Linked DNA regions of Homo sapiens: all the other regions are linked to region 3. The links are chromatin contacts, found by Hi-C or POLR2A ChIA-PET in ENCODE. All regions are on one chromosome and are shown on one strand. The core of a region is the stretch at or near the end of the contact, and the rest is flanking DNA. Distances in the headings are between cores, read along the strand shown.

What was found. A loop is a pair of places that touch in the nucleus more often than their neighbours do. ChIA-PET counts read pairs that join two places held with the same protein, here RNA polymerase II (POLR2A). Pooled maps may share reads with other maps.
Region 1: a loop to region 3 is called in a pooled map, with 17 times the contacts of the local background. The contact joins the promoter of PGP here to the promoter of PRSS27 in region 3. A Hi-C loop is called at or near these places in 1 of 168 maps with a recorded cell type or tissue (naive thymus-derived CD4-positive, alpha-beta T cell) and 4 of 50 pooled maps. POLR2A ChIA-PET finds 5 or more read pairs at or near these places in 1 of 52 experiments (naive thymus-derived CD4-positive, alpha-beta T cell).
Region 2: a map of naive thymus-derived CD4-positive, alpha-beta T cell shows a loop between it and region 3 (35-fold over the local background). The contact joins the enhancer-like site here to the promoter of PRSS27 in region 3. A Hi-C loop is called at or near these places in 1 of 168 maps with a recorded cell type or tissue (naive thymus-derived CD4-positive, alpha-beta T cell) and 7 of 50 pooled maps.

Annotation. Positions count from the first base shown.
Region 1 is chr16:2,213,539-2,216,833 of GRCh38, reverse strand. PGP (phosphoglycolate phosphatase) reads left to right here and starts at 1,994. Exons shown (of 2, transcript NM_001042371.3): 1 at 1,994-2,696; 2 at 2,781-3,295. The coding sequence starts at 2,057. The coding sequence ends at 3,106. RefSeq lists enhancers at 1,592-1,886, 2,908-3,037 and silencers at 1,418-2,077, 2,418-2,467.
Region 2 is chr16:3,003,586-3,007,198 of GRCh38, reverse strand. No RefSeq gene overlaps it. Among named protein-coding and RNA genes, the nearest start is that of CLDN9, 7.5 kb to the left of the region's middle. RefSeq lists enhancers at 937-1,231, 3,037-3,331, 2,478-3,436 and silencers at 2,893-2,982, 2,993-3,092, 3,037-3,331, 3,079-3,372. Within about 2 kb of position 2,363, at least 13 of the 41 ENCODE cell types and tissues checked have a DNase peak (open chromatin) inside an H3K27ac peak, as active enhancers do.
Region 3 is chr16:2,718,295-2,721,688 of GRCh38, reverse strand. PRSS27 (serine protease 27) reads left to right here and starts at 1,465. Exons shown (of 6, transcript NM_031948.5): 1 at 1,465-1,574. The coding sequence starts at 1,529. RefSeq lists silencers at 1-4, 135-894 and an enhancer at 628-1,195.

The DNA of each region.
Region 1 (3,295 bases), core at 745-3,244, 510 kb after region 3:
TGAATTTCACAAACATTATGTTAAACCGTAGAAGCAAGAGCCAGAAGCACATACCGTATAATCCCAAGTATAAAGCAGTCCGGAGGCTTGGTTGTGACTCTATGGTGATAGGAGTCAGAAAAGTAGTCAGCAATGTGCTATCTGCTATTGACTGGATAGGAACAAGAGGGAACTTCCTGGGGTGTTGGAAATACTTTATACTTTGGTCTGGGTTATGTTTACACAAGCATATACATATGTAAAAAAATCTGCTGGGTGCGGCAGCTCACGCCTGTAATCCTAGCCCTTTGGGAGGCCAAGACAGGAGGATCACTGGAGGCCAGGAGTTGGAGACCAGCCTGGCCAACATAGTGGGACTCCGTCTCTACAAAAAATTTAAATTAAAAAAAAAATTAGGCGTAGTGGCACACACCTCTGGTCCCAAATACTTTGGAGGCTTAGGTAGGAGCATCACATGAGCCTAGGAGGTCAAGGATACAGTGAGCTGTGATAAGGCTACAGTGAGCTGTGATCTAGCCACTCCACTCCAGCCTGGGGGACAGAGCAAGACCCTGTCGCAAAATATATATATACATGTAAAAATGTAAAACTTCCGGCCGGGCGCCATGGCTCACGCCTGTAATCCCAGCACTTTGGGAGACCAAGGTGGGCGGATCACGAGATCAAGAGATCAAGACCATCCTGGCTAACACGGTGAAACCCCGTCTCTACTAAAAAATACAAAAAAATTAGCCAGGCGTGGTGGCCGGCGCCTGTAGTCCCAGCTACTCAGGAGGCTGAGGCAGAAGAATGGCGTGAACCCGGGAGGCGGAGCTTGCAGTGAGCCGAGATCGCGCCACTGCACTCCAGCCTGGGCAACAGAGCAAGAGACTCCGTCTCAAAAAATAATAATTAAAAAAATAAAAGGCCGGGCGCGGTGGCTCACGCCTGTAATCCAAGCACTTTGGGAGGCCGAGGCGGGCGGATCACGAGGTCAGGAGATCGAGACCATCCTGGCTAACACGGAGAAACCCCGTCTCTACTAAAAATACAAAAAATTAGCCGGGCGTGGTGCCATGCGCCTGTAGTCCCAGCTACTCGGGAGGCTGAGGCAGGAGAATGGCGTGAACCCGGGAGGCGGAGCTTGCAGTGAGCCGAGATGGCGCCACCGCACTCCAGCCTGGGCGACAGAGCGAGACTCCGTCTCAAAAAGTAAATAAATAAGTAAATAAAATAATAATAAATGTAAAACTTCCATCGAGCTGCACGGTTTTCATGCCCTTTACTGTAATGTTTTGCCTCAATTAAATACCTAATAATTGATGACGATGACGGCGAGCAATCACTGAGTACCAGGTTCTAGACAGTGTCCTTAGACCCTAATCCCCCAGCCTGGTAATGGCTGGTTCGTGTTACCTCCAAGGAACCGGGAACGCGTTTTTGCAAAGGACTGAGGCGCGTACTCACGCCTGCCGGGGAAGGAGCCCCGGGCTGGCTCGCGGGACTGGCCGGTAAGCGACCCACGTGGTGGCCCCGTGTCCCGAGCGCGTCCACGGCACAGAGGCACGGGCACGGCCGACGAAGGTGCCCCGGCCCCCTCCCGCGGCGCTCCTGCGAGAGCCCCGCCCATGCCCGCGGGAGAGACCGGCCAATGGACAGCCGGCCTGGCCCGGGTCACTCCGTGAAGGGCCTCGTCACCTAGGCTGACCACTCGCTTCCAATGGGTGAGCGGCCCGCGGCAGCCCGGGAACAGCGGCCTTGCGCCTGCGCTGCTCTCCCCTCTGGCGCATTTCCGCAGCGAGCGCTTCACTCCGAATGCCGGTTGGAGCCCTGCCAGCCAATCACCGGGGCGTCCCAAGGCCGGTAGCCAATGATCGCCCCTCTCCCCGCGCCGGGCCTCACCGATTGGCGCTGAGCTCCCGCAGCCCGCGGGAGGCGGGGGCGGATTGGCGAAGGTGCAGGCCAATGGGCGGCGGGCGCGAGGCGCTGGGCCAATGAGCGCCCCGGGGGCGGGGAGGGCGCCGCGGCGGGCGGCTGCGAGGAGCGGCCGGCGGGCGGCGGCGGCCGGCGGGCGGCGATGGCGGCGGCGGAGGCCGGTGGCGACGACGCCCGCTGCGTGCGGCTGAGCGCCGAGCGGGCACAGGCGCTGCTGGCCGACGTGGACACGCTGCTGTTCGACTGCGACGGCGTGCTGTGGCGCGGGGAGACCGCCGTGCCTGGCGCGCCCGAGGCCCTGCGGGCGCTGCGAGCCCGCGGCAAGCGCCTGGGCTTCATCACCAACAACAGCAGCAAGACCCGCGCTGCCTACGCCGAGAAGCTGCGGCGCCTGGGCTTCGGCGGCCCCGCGGGGCCCGGCGCCAGCCTGGAGGTCTTCGGCACGGCCTACTGCACCGCGCTCTACCTGCGCCAGCGCCTGGCCGGCGCCCCCGCGCCCAAGGCCTACGTGCTGGGCAGCCCAGCCCTGGCCGCGGAGCTGGAGGCCGTGGGCGTCGCCAGCGTGGGCGTGGGGCCCGAGCCACTGCAGGGCGAGGGTCCCGGCGACTGGCTGCACGCGCCGCTGGAGCCCGACGTGCGCGCGGTGGTGGTGGGCTTTGACCCGCACTTCAGCTACATGAAGCTCACCAAGGCCCTGCGCTACCTGCAGCAGCCCGGCTGCCTGCTCGTGGGCACCAACATGGACAACCGGCTTCCGCTTGAGAACGGCCGCTTCATCGCGGGTCCGTGCGCCCTGGGGCGGGAGGCTGGGGGGCGGGCGGCGGGCCCCCTCCCTGCCCTTTGACCCGGTCCCCTGTGCCCCGCAGGTACCGGGTGTCTGGTCCGAGCCGTGGAGATGGCCGCCCAGCGCCAGGCCGACATCATCGGGAAGCCCAGCCGCTTCATTTTCGACTGCGTGTCCCAGGAATACGGCATCAACCCCGAGCGCACCGTCATGGTGGGAGACCGCCTGGACACAGACATCCTCCTAGGCGCCACCTGTGGCCTGAAGACCATCCTGACCCTCACCGGAGTCTCCACTCTAGGGGATGTGAAGAATAATCAGGAAAGTGACTGCGTGTCTAAGAAGAAAATGGTCCCTGACTTCTATGTTGACAGCATAGCCGACCTTTTGCCTGCCCTTCAAGGTTAAAGATTGAGTGTCTTTAATCTGCAGAATAAAAAAAAAGAAATTGAAAACCAGTTACCCAAATTAATAGGTGGGGCTTAAGCATCTGCTCGGCTAAGTGGCTTCAAAGAGTGTAATTGGAGTTAAGCAAAGGCATTCATTGTTAACCTTGTAAGTACACGTTTGGGGGACGATTTTGTTTACAGATGCTTG
Region 2 (3,613 bases), core at 1,114-3,613, 280 kb before region 3:
CGGCAAGCCAGTGGGAATGGGCACCTGGCCATAAGTCAGAGAAGGGGAAGGAGAGTTACTTTATTCTCTTCTGGTGCCAGTAAGAACTTTATCAAGGTACTAGTGCCATCAGCTCCTGCCCAAGGGCACCCAGGGCCCCAGGTCAGCATGACGGATTTAAGACACATTACGTTCTGGGAAGACGGCTAGGAAGGTAGGTCAGCCCCACAGGGGAGAGGACACTGCATGTCCAGATGGGGGCACGCAAAATGATACCTCCACCCTCTAAGCCCTGGAATCTGTGAATGTGACCTCACTTGATAAAAGGGCCTTTGCACATGTAATTAAACTAAGGATATCAAAATGAGATTATCCTAGGTTTCAGGCGGGTCCTACCTTCAACGACAATCCAACCTCTTACAACATAAAAACAGGGAGATTGGAGACAGACATGGGGAGAAGGCCATGTGAAGACGGAGGCAGGAACTCCTGTGATGCGGCCACAAGCCACAGAGGGCCTGGAGCCACCAGGAGCTGGAAGAGGCAGGAGGGATCCTCCCCTAGCACCTGTGAAGGGAACAGGGTCCTGCCCACACCTTTATTTTTGACTTTTGGCCTCCAGAATTGTAACGAATACATTTCTGTTGTTTGAAGCCATGCAGTGTGTATAAATTTGCTACTGCGGTCAGGCCGGGCGCGGTGGCTCACGCCTGTAATCCCAGCACTTTGGGAGGCCGAGGCGGGAAGATCACGAGGTCAGGAGATCGAGACCATCCTGGCTAACATGGTGAAACCGCATCTCTACCAAAAATAAAAAAAATTAAAAAATAAAATTTTTACTGCAGTCACAAAGAACTAGTACACTGCCCTTCTTGGTGGTGGGTCCCGGGCTCTCCGAGGTCCCCCAGGGTCAAGGTTGGCTTTCTGATACCAGTCCTAGGCTGCTGGAGAAGAGCCCACTGAGAAAGAATTTTCGCCTGATTACCTGAGCTCAGGCCACCTAGGGAACAAAGAGAACTTTATTAAGTTGTAGAGGCTGCACAGAAACTGGCAGGTGGGGTGCAGGCAAAGCTGGAGAGAACAGGAGCTTCCTCTCAGGGCCCAGCCCGGGTGGGGGTGGGGGAAGCTCTCCTGTCCCATGGGGATGACTTCACAGCCCTTGCATGTGACCCTTGGGTCCAGTATCGATCCCCACCACTGCTTCCCTGGTGCGCACAGCCAGCCCGACCCCTGGATCTGTTTCAGTTGAAAATTTGACTTCTGAAGACTTTTCAAAGGCCGGGCGCAGTGGCTTATGCCTGTAATCCCAGCAGTTTGGGAGACGGGCGGATCACCTGAGGTCTGGAGTTTGAGACCAGCCTGACCAAAATGGAGAAACCCCGTCTCTACTAAAAATAGAAAATTAGCTGGGCGTGGTGGCGCATGCCTGTAAACTCAGCTACTCAGGAGGCTGAGGCAGGAGAATCGCTTGAACCCAGGAGGCGGAGGCTGTGGTGAGCCGAGATTATGCCATTGCACTCCAGCCTGGGCAACAAGAACGAAACTCCGTCTCAAAAAAAAAAAAAAAAAAAAAAAGACTTTTGCGGCAGGATCAGAATTTTCAAGAGCCATACACTGAGGATGGCCTTAGCCATGGCATCCAGACCCTTTATTTATAAGAGAAATGAAATATTTGGATATAGTTAAAGCACTTTAAACTTTTTTTTTTTTTTTTGAGACGGAGTTTAGCTCTTGTTGCCTAGGCTGGAGTGCAATGGCACCATCTCGGCTCACCCCAACCTCCGCCTCCCGGGTTCAAGCGATTCTCCTGCCTCAGCCTCCCGAGTAGCTGGGATTACAGGCATGTGCCACCACGCCCGGCTAATTTTGTATTTTTAGTAGAGACAGGGTTTCTCCATGTTGGTCAGGCTGGTCTCAAACTCCTGACCTCAGGTGATCCGCCAGCCTCAGCCTCCCAAAGTGCTGGGATTATAGGCGGGAGCCACCGCGCCCGGCCCAGCACTTTAAACTTTTGTTTTCATACCCTTGATCCCCATTTCCTTGGACACGTGCTGTGGGCCCCGCCCGCTGCCCTGATCACTAGCCAGGTTATCAGCCCAGGGGACGGGTTACATTCTCAAATAACCTAGCAAGAGGCCTGCTGGAGGGCAGCAGGGGAAAATGGAAGACCCGAATCTTTAGACAAGTCTATTTTCAGACTCGCTCCTTTCTCTACCAAACCTGAGCTGCTTCCGATTCTCCTTCTCTCTTCCCCAAACTGGGCTCTAACCCCCGTCCTCTGAATCCATGCCCGGGGAAGGTGGCTACGGGCACTGGCCCTGTCGGGGGCTGCCTACTCACCCGCCGCGGGAGGGGCCAGGTCAGCAGGGCGGCGACAGGAAGAAATGCGGGGACAGGGGCACGGGCGGTGGCAGGGGAAAGGCGGACAGCAGCCATGGGTCGCGGGTCTCGGGGGCCGTCAGCAGGCTGAAGGGAGAGGGTCGCGCGGGCAGCGGCGGAAGCGGATGCGGCGGCGGCTCGGAGACCAGGGGCGGGCGGACGAGCGCGCCCACGGGCCCAGGGGCTGAGGCGACGGCGGACACGGGCAGCGGAAGCAGCGGTAGGAGCGCGGGCGGAGCGCGCGGGCGCGGGCAGGCGCGGCAGGTCCTGCAGTGCGAGCACGGCGGCGGAGAGCGCGGGTGAGCAGGCTTCGGGCGGCAGCTCGGGCAGTGCCAGATGCGCGCCGGGGCCCCAGGGCGCCAGCGGCTCGGGCCGCAGCGGGAGCGCGGGCAGCGGTGGCAGCTCGGCCAGGGCGAGAGCGGAGGGCGTCGGCGGCCCGGGGCTCAGGCCGGGCGGCAGGCCGGGCAACGGCGGGTGCGGCAGGGACGGCGGGGGCAGCGGGGTGGGCGGCAGCGTCGAGCGGGCCCGGCCCAATCGCGAGTGGGCGCGGGCGCGGGCGAGCCGCGGGTGCGAGCTGGAGCGGGGCAGCCGCGCCGCCAGCTTGGCTGCGGCCGCCACCCCGGTTGCGGCCGCCAGCCCAGGGCCCCAGAGCGCGCCGCCAGCCGTGACCTGGTACCTCGGGAGGTGGCCAAGCGCCGCACTCCGAGCGGCCCAGCCAATCGCAGATGCTCGCCGCCGCACCCCAACCAATCACGGGCCAGTGCGCTCGCGGTCTACGGGTCCCACCCGGCAGCTGTCAAGGGCTACCCTTGGCAGCCAATCAGAGATATGAGCGCGCTCCGCCAAGTTCTTCTTCCCGCCCTCTCCTGGTCCCAGCCAATCGCTGTGTCCCAGGTGCCGCAGCTGCTCCCCGCCCTCAGCTAGCCTGGCTATCAGGCGCTGCACACGCGCAGTGGGCGCCCCCACCTGGCTTGAGGATCTGCGGATTCGCTGCGACACCGAGGCGCGGCGCCTCACCAATTTTTTTTTTGTTTGTTTTTTAGGTGGCTTTTTTGGGGACTGAGCCCCTCACTCTGGCGCCCAGGCTACATTGCAGTGGCGCGGTCTTGGCTCAGTGAAGCCTCGACCTGCCGGACTAAAGCAGTTCTCCCGCCTCAGCCTCCCCAAGTAGCCGGGACTACAGGTGCACGCCACCACACCCGGCTAATTATTATGGTCTTTAAATTTAAAAAAAAAATTTTTTTTAGACGGAGTC
Region 3 (3,394 bases), core at 216-2,715:
GAAATGACTGACTGACTGAATGAATAAATCAATACATGAATGAATACGTTTGGAGTCCCCTCTTCCCACTCCTCGCCCTCCCTCCTTCCCTCCAGACCCCCAGGGGCTGCCCAGCCCGCCTCCCACCCCCGACCCGGGAACTCCAGGGACTGGACGGGGAGGGAAGGGTGGGAGGAGGCGGTGGAGGCGGAGGCGGAGACGCGGGAGGGCGGGGCTAGGGAGGGCGATGCGGGGAGCCGGAGCCCGGACCATGAGGCTGGGAGCGCCCCTTCTGCACCCCTGGCCGCCCGCGCCGCGCCCCGCGCCCACCAGAGGGCAGCACCACGACGCGCGCGGACAAGGCTGAGGCGGGAACGGCCGCACCCCCAGCCCCGCCCGGAGCCGCCCGGCCCCGCCCCGCCCGCGAGTACCGACCCCCGGCGCCGGCGGGGAAACAGGTCCGGCGCCCCCGACCCCACGGCCCGGCCCCACTCTGTCTCTGACGTCAGCGCCGTGCCCCAAATAACTTCCTCCCCGAGCCTCTTCCGCCGCGGCGCCGCGCCCAGAGCCAGGCGGGGACACCGAAACGGTAACCCCGGCCCGGCCTTCCCGGAGCCGCTTCCGCCCCGCCTGGTGCCAGGAAGCCCCCGCCCCTTCCAAGGGATGGCAGCCGGGGCCCGGGTCGGCCGCCTGGGCCGCGCTGGCGCGCGCCTGAGGAACTTCTGGGGCCTGCTGTCCCGGGAGGAGGGTCGCTGCGGCCAACTCCGGACCCCGCCCCATGTCCCATCGCCTCCCCTGCCCTCGGCCCCGCAAACACCCCTGGCCTTGACTTTCCCACCAGCGCGGCCCAGCCCCACTGTGTTCCATCGGCGCTCAATAAAATACTGAATGAGGCCGGGCGCGGTGGCTCACCCCTGTAATCCCAGCGCTTTGGGAGGCCGAGGAGGGCGGATCACGAGGTCAGGAGATCGAGACTAGCCTGGCCAACACGGTTAAACCCCGTCTCTACTAAAAATACAAAAAATTAGCCGGGCGTGGTGGCACCTGCCTGTAATCCCAGCTACTCAGGAGGCTGAGGCAGGAGAATGGCTTGAACCTGGGAGACGGAGCTTGCAGTGAGCCGAGATTGCGCTCCAGCCTGGGCGACAGAGCGAGACTCTGTCTCAAAAAATTAAAAAAAATAATAATAATAATAATGAATGAAGCTGGACGGACTTCGCGTGCACCGCGGTCAGCTCGGGGTCTGCTGGGGGGTCTGGGTCAGCTCAGGGTCCAGGAACCGAGGCCAACGGCACCCCGTGCTGCGCTGGGGTGAGGGGTCTGCCCTGGGGTCTCGGGGTTCAGGGCTAGGTCACGGAGGAGTCGGCTCTGGGCGCTTCCTTCCTGAGGAGAGGAGCTGGGCAGGCCGGGCCGACGGGTTGGGCCGCATAGCCGGGCCTGTGCTCATCTCCAGCATAAAACTCCACTTCATGGAGCCTGCACCTCGCTCGTGCTCCAACGCTTCTGCCACCGCCGACCACGGCCCTGCGCCCCAGCCAGGCCTGAGGACATGAGGCGGCCGGCGGCGGTGCCGCTCCTGCTGCTGCTGTGTTTTGGTGAGTCGTGAAGGTGCAGGGTCCTGGTGGTGCAGTCCCCCACCAGGCTCCGCTGCACTGCCTGGGGCTCCGGCTCAGCCCCCTACTCCCTGGGACAGGCTGGGGCTGTGGGACAGGCCATCATCCCTCCTGCCCCTGAGCAGGTGGGAAGGCTCCAGATGTGCCAAGTGGGGAGTCCAAAGTGGGGAGGCAGGGTGGGAGGTGTGCGCACAGGCCCCAGAGGACCCCACCGGCATAACTGGGCAGCACCTCCTCCCATGCCTCTCCGCGGGCACTGGTGTGCCAGCTCTGGCCAGGCTCCCTGCTTCCTGCCACCTCGGCCTCTCCCCCCATTCTCTAGGTGAGGACAGGGGCCTCCTACGTGCAGGATGTGAACTCAGGCTCCAAGTGCCTGGACCATCATACTCGGGGTGGGAGGGTGGCCGAGCCGAGGGCTGCTGCCTGTGCCCGGAAGCCCCAGCAGGCTGGCTGCAGGCTCAGTAGAGAGCTGGGGGCAGGGGGTGTAGGTGGCAGAGGGCCCTGTCTCCTGCTGACAGAGGAACCGGTGATGCGCCACCGTGCCCTCTCCCAGTCCTGGGTCAGGGACAGCAGGTGCCAGCCAGGGGGCCCCACCTGCCAGGCCCCTCCCTGCGGGCCGGGACACTCTCTGTCAGGGAAAACCTCTCACATTCCTGGGCTAGCCTAGCCAGTCTGGCAGCCACCACACTTCCCTGTCCTCAAGTCACCTCCCAGGGCTGGGTCAGGTCATCCCAGGCTGCAGCTTAGCCAGTACTCCAGGCTTCCTTGTTCTCCTGGGTGGGAGGGCACCAGTGGCCCCTCAGTGGCCCGGCCTCCCCCACCCCATGCCCCCAGTCTCCCAGCACAAGGATGGTGCCCTCTGAGCAAGCCATGTGCACAGGAGGTGGAAGGCTGTGACTGCCCCTGAGCGGGGTGAGGAACCAAGGTCATTGCCAAAACTCTTTGGCAATGAGTTTTGCAGTCGGTTCACTAACAGCTGTGACCAGAGGCTGGACTCCTGGACACGTCCTCACTCCCAGCCCGAGGGTGGCACTCCCACCAGGTCTCTGGCTGGTGGTACCCACTAAGCTTCACCATCCCCACCAGCTACCAGCGAATCACAGGCCCAGGCCCCAAACAATGCTCCTGACACCCCCGGCACCCCTGGCTGTTGCTTCCAGCCCCCACAGGGCGCCCACCCTGAAGGGCTCAGCTGTCCACATCCCCCATTTCCCATCAGCCCCCACAGCCACACTTGTGTCCATCCACACATTCCCTGAGATCAGGCCCCCCAGATGCAGCCCTTGCCTTCTCGGAGCTCCTGGGCTAAGATAAGACTTGATTCTGGCTCCAGGGTGATGTAGACAGAGCTCCCATCAGGACAGAGAGCTCAAGAGAGAGTATAGGGCTTCCAAGGTAGACAATGCAAGCAAGCAAGGAAGGCTTCCTGGAGGAGGCAGCATTCAGTTGGGCCTTGATCTCTAGATCACGATTAGGACTTGGCTGGGAGCGGTGGCTCACGCCTGTAATGCCAGCACTTTGGGAGGCCGAGGTGGGCGGATCACGGGGCCAGGAGATCGAGACTATCCTGGCAAACATGGTGAAACCCCTCTCTACTAAAAATACAAAAAAATTAGCCGGGCTTGGTGGCGGGCCCCTGTAGTCCCAGCTACTCGGGAGGCTGAGGCAGGAGAATGGCGTGAACCCAGGAGGCGGAGCTTGCAGTGAGCTGAGATCGCGCCACTGCACTCCAGGCTGGGCAACAGAGTGAGACTCCATCTTAAAAAAAAAAAAAAAAAAAAGACTAGGACTTATGGAGACTG